Linked DNA regions of Homo sapiens: region 2 is linked to region 1. Evidence: read pairs that join two places in POLR2A ChIA-PET (ENCODE). Cell type or tissue: A673. All regions are shown on one strand. Region 1 holds the start of LOC124907852 (a long non-coding RNA gene). Region 2 overlaps IMMT (inner membrane mitochondrial protein).

What was found. ChIA-PET counts read pairs that join two places held together with the same protein. Peaks named below come from ENCODE experiments on the same cell type or tissue, not always from the same donor. Only the 100,000 strongest peaks of a DNase experiment are listed, where the experiment ranks them.
Region 2: POLR2A ChIA-PET joins it to region 1 with 6 read pairs; 22 of 35 experiments call an interaction of 5 or more read pairs at or near these places.

What each region holds. Positions count from the first base shown.
Region 1 is chr2:86,097,666-86,100,165 of GRCh38, reverse strand. It overlaps POLR1A (RNA polymerase I subunit A), which reads left to right. Exons shown (of 34, transcript NM_015425.6): 2 at 1-198; 3 at 1,406-1,555. LOC124907852 (a long non-coding RNA gene) reads right to left here and starts at 443. Exons shown (of 2, transcript XR_007087121.1): 1 at 369-443. In A673, no CTCF peak of the experiment used is centred here; no DNase peak of the experiment used is centred here.
Region 2 is chr2:86,183,608-86,186,107 of GRCh38, reverse strand. All of the region lies in intron 1 of IMMT (inner membrane mitochondrial protein), which reads left to right. Among named protein-coding and RNA genes, the nearest start is that of MIR4779, 8.2 kb to the left of the region's middle. In A673, no CTCF peak of the experiment used is centred here; no DNase peak of the experiment used is centred here; H3K4me3 peaks cover 366 bases; H3K27ac peaks cover 1,500 bases.

The sequences.
Region 1 (2,500 bases):
AGTGTTAAATCCATTACGAACCCTCGATACCTGGACAGCCTGGGGAACCCATCGGCAAACGGCCTGTACGATTTAGCTTTGGGCCCTGCAGATTCCAAAGAGGTGTGCTCCACCTGCGTGCAGGACTTCAGCAACTGTTCTGGGCACCTGGGCCACATTGAGCTCCCACTCACAGTGTATAACCCTCTCCTCTTCGATGTAAGTGCTGCCTTAGTTGTGTGGGTCTCCGGGCTGCTGGTGGGATTTGTGAGTGCTGCCTCTCTCCCACAAGAGTGGTCTAAGGAGGTTAAGCCCCAGGCACTCCAATGAAAGCATTCTGTAGAATGAGATTTTGAAGTTTTGAGCCAAATACAATAACTTCAACTTACCCTGTGGCCCTAAATAAATGAATATCAGTTTGATTCCAGTTGAATAGAGCCACAGCCTGATTCCGTTTGCGTGGAGGGTCGGGGAGAGTTCAGATTCATTCCCTACACCTTTTGTTGCAGGGGCTTTGTGCTCTTCAGAAATCTCAGTGGCACCTGCCTGGTAATAGAGAGAACTTCAGTGTTCTCAGGGTCTCCCTGAGCCCTTCAGGTGTCTCTATAGGCACTTGTGTGGTGGCAGGAGAAGCAAAGCCCCAGAAAGCCCAACAGTGAGGTCAGAATGAAGCTCCTGTTTAGAGTCATGCTGGTACATTTTCAGCTTTTTATTTCAGCTAACCTCACCTCCAGGATTTTTTTTTTTAAGCTACACATATGTTGGTATACATGGACATGATTTTTGTCTGTTAATCGTGTTAAAGAGAAGTGTCTTTTTTTTTTTTTTTTAAGACAGTGTCTCATTCCGTCTCCCAGGCTGGAGTGCAGTGGCACGATCTTGGCTCACTGTAACCTCTGCCTCCTGGATTCAAGTGATTCTTGTGCCTCAGCCTCCCTAGTAGCTGGGATTACAGGCACGCACCACCATGCCCAGCTAATTTTTGTATTTTTACAAAAATTACGGGAGACAGGTTCATCATGTTGGCCAGGCTGGTCTCAAACTCCTGGCCTCAAGTAACTGGCCTCAAGTGATCTGCCCACCTTGGCCTCCCAAAATGCTGGGATTACGGGCATGAGCCACCGCACCTGGCTGAGAAGTCTCTTAATTAAATCTTGGAATAAAATAAAGATATTTTTCTACCTCAGGTTGTACGCCCAAAGTAAATTTCAAATCTAAATGGATTAAAATAAAACCTTAAAAGAAAATAGAGGGTAATATTTATCTGGTTCTTAAGATAACAAAGGCCTTTCTAAGCATGTAGGCTGAAGTAGAGTTTTTAAAGGAATAGACTGACTACATAAAGAAACTTGTGAGTATACCGAAAATCACCATGGCTACTGTGTCTCTTTCTAATATCCTGTTTGTTTTTATTCCCTCTCTTCAGAAGCTGTACCTGCTGCTTCGGGGCTCTTGTTTAAACTGCCACATGCTGACTTGTCCCCGGGCCGTGATTCACCTCTTACTCTGCCAGCTGAGGGTTCTGGAAGTCGGGGCCCTACAAGCAGTCTACGAGCTTGAGAGAATTCTGAACAGGGTAGGTGGGTAGTGGTGGTCACAGAAATCAGAAAAGGCAAAGTGGTGTGGGGAACAAGAGATGCTTGTATGTTGTCCTAGTTACCATGCCGATAGTCATCAGAACGTTTGATCTTTATATCTTATAACTGGATACCAATAGCTGAGTGTGAAAACAGGAAGCTATAAGAATAATAAAAGAAATGTTCATAGAAACAATAGTGAAATACCATTTAATCCATTTATGAGCTTTTGCTGATTTTCTGGACCAAGGATTCAATCAAGGTTTATTCAATCAAAAGACATTGCTTTTGATTGTTACATCTCTTTGATCTGTCTTAAAGTAGAACATTGTAATGTAGAAAATTCTTTTTCATGATACCAACTTTTTTGGAGACTCAAAGCCAGTTGTCTTATAGGATTTCTTACATTTTAGATTGTCCGATTATTTCTTGTAATTAGATTCACATTTTGGCAAGAATACAACCTACATGATACAGGGTACTTTGTATTGCATCATTTTAGGAGGCATATGTCAGGTTGTTCACCTATTGGTAATGCTTACTTTGTTTACTTCTTGTATTTGGTTTTTTTGGTCTTTTTTTGTATTAACACATAATATTTACACATATTTTATGGGGTACATAGTGATGGTGTGATACAGACAGTGTATAGTGATCAGATCAGGATAATTAGCATATCAGTTCTCTCAAACATTTATCATTTCTTTGTGTTGCGAACATGCAATATTCTCCTTCTAGCTGTTTGAAACTATATTATTGTTAGCTATGGTCATCCTATAATGGTGTAGAACACTAGAATTTATTCCTCCTGTCTAATTGTAATTTTATCTCCTTTAACAAATCTCTTCCTGTTCCCCTCCTTTCCCTACCCTACTCAGCCTCTAGTATTCTCTATTCTACTTTTACTTCTATGAGATCAACTTTATTTTTGGCTTCCACATATG
Region 2 (2,500 bases), 86 kb before region 1:
TGTAAACTAAAGAGACAAATTATCTGCTCCCCATACATTCAGCATATGGTGGTATGACAGACACAGGATAATCACTCTAGACACTCCTATTCAAAAAGGCAGAAACTAAGAGGCACACAGCAGTCACCATTCCATAACAAGTGTAAAATTCAGCTGGCCCTATGTTTCTAATTCCTTGATGAGAGCTCAGTCCTACTGCTTGGGAATGATTCTCCTCAGCTCTTGGTTCTACCCTTTGGGCTCCTGGTTTTACACTTGAATTATTCTTCCGTTTCCAGAATATGTTGTCTGTTACAGCTGAATTGTTTCACAGCCTACTTCCTGTCTGTAGAAGTTTGTCTAGAAGCTTCTTTTCATTTTGTCCTCTTTTTCACTTTAAATATAAGCCAGCATGTTTTTTATTGACACAATTCTCAACAAGTTTGTGGGTTTCCTGTGAATCTTAATGGGATTTTCTTCATTAGATGCATGATACACATCTTATCAAGATAAGCCCTTCTCCATTTTGGGCTTCCTGTGAGGCTGCTGTAGGTAACACCTTTAATGTTCTGAGTAACCTTATTGATTCAATAGAATCTGGGAAACACATCCTTATGATTCTTAGAGGGCCTTTTCCTCAAGGTAAAAAGACTCTCTGAGGGGCACCTCCTTAGATCTTTTTGAGATCTCAAAGTATCTTTTGGTCACACACTAGATTTGATCTTTGGCTTGAAGCCCTTCTCTATTTGAGAATCTATTTGAAAACAATAAGCAGTTTTATTTTTGAACCCACCAAATCCTGACTCTTTTATATTTCCTTTAAATTTTGCTTGAAAGCAAAACAGGTTTTTGTTTTGTTTTTTAATGCTTATCTCTGTCCTTATCATACTCAGCTAAAAGAAACCAGTTAGCGCTTGTGATGAACACTATACTTGGAACTCTTTTGTTTTTTTTTTTTTAAGACAGAGTCTGGCTCTGTCACCCAGGCTGGCGCAATCTCGGCTCACTGCAAGCTCTGCCTCCCGGGTTCATGCTGCCTCAGCCTCCCGAGTAGCTGGGACTACAGGCGCACACTGCCACGCCCGGCTAATTTTCTGTATTTTTAGTAGAGACGGGGTTTCACCATGTTCAGCAGGATGGTCTCAATCTCCTGACCTTGTGATCCGCCCGCTTCGGCCTCCCAAAGTGCTGGGATTACAGGCGTAAGCCATCGCGCCTGGCCTACTTGGAACTCTTTAGCCAAGTACGTCAGTTCATTAGGTGTAGCTACAGCTATACTTAATTTTCTATTTTCCATGTCTGTCATTACAGATGACAGTTTTGATAAACTTCTGTCACTACATAACAAGAATATCTTTTCCTCCAGGTTCCAAAATTTTTTTTTTTTTTTGCTTTTCTTTAAGCCCTCACCAACAGGCTCTGGAAGGCCATTAGGCTTCTGCTCACAGTCTCTTCAAGGTTCTTCAGCTTCTGCCGCCCCCAACACCAGTCCCAAAGTCATGACCTCGTGTTTATGTTTTGTTGCAGTAGCACCCCTCTTCTAGGTATAAACATATGTTTGGTTATCTGTAGCTGTGTAACAGACCACCCTAAACTTAGTGGTATTAAATAGCAGTGTAATTATAATTATTATATTAACAATAACAAACGTATTAATATATAAATTATGTAAATAAAAATTACTCAGTGCTTTGAGAGGCCAAGGTAGGAGGATTGCTTGAGGCCATGAGTTCAAAACTAGCTTGGGTAACATAGCAGACCTGGCTCTATAAAAAACAAGAACAAAAATATTAGCTGGGTATGGTGGGCATGTGCCTGTAGTCCCAGCTACTCAGGGGGCTGAGGCTGGAGGATCACTTGAGCCCAGGAGTTAGAGGTTACAGTGAGCTATGATCATACCACTGCATTCCACAACCTTGGCAACAGAGCAAGACTCAGTCTCTTAAAAAAAAAATTATTTATATGCTTGAAACACTCTATTTCTGTATTTTCACCCCTCAGATTGTCAATGATGAAAAAAAAATGATACAATACAGTGTGTTGGAGAAAATGTGGGAAAACATACTTTCATATTACTAGAGGGCAGTTTGGCTAATTTGGCAGTATTAATCAACGTGGCAAATTTTACTTTTAAGAATAGACCCAAAATTGTGTATACAGTGTTACTCAGGTAGCATTATTTATTTTAACAAAAATTTAGAAAAAACCTCAGTGTCCCTCAATAGGGGCTGGTTAACAATTAAACATTAAGTAACAATGGAATACCAAATCATGAAATCCCTTGGGAAGCTTTTCACGTACTGATATACAGTGATTTAAAATATATATCCTTGAACTTTAATAGAGAATTGCGTGTATATTATGGTATCATTTGTGTAAAGGTGGGGAAAGTCAGGAGAATATGCACATTTGAATAAATATACATAAAATGTCTCTGGATAAATAAGAAACTGACAGTGTCAGTTGCCTATGGCAAGCATGGGGTGGCTGGGGAAAGAAGTATGAGGAAGATTTTACTCTA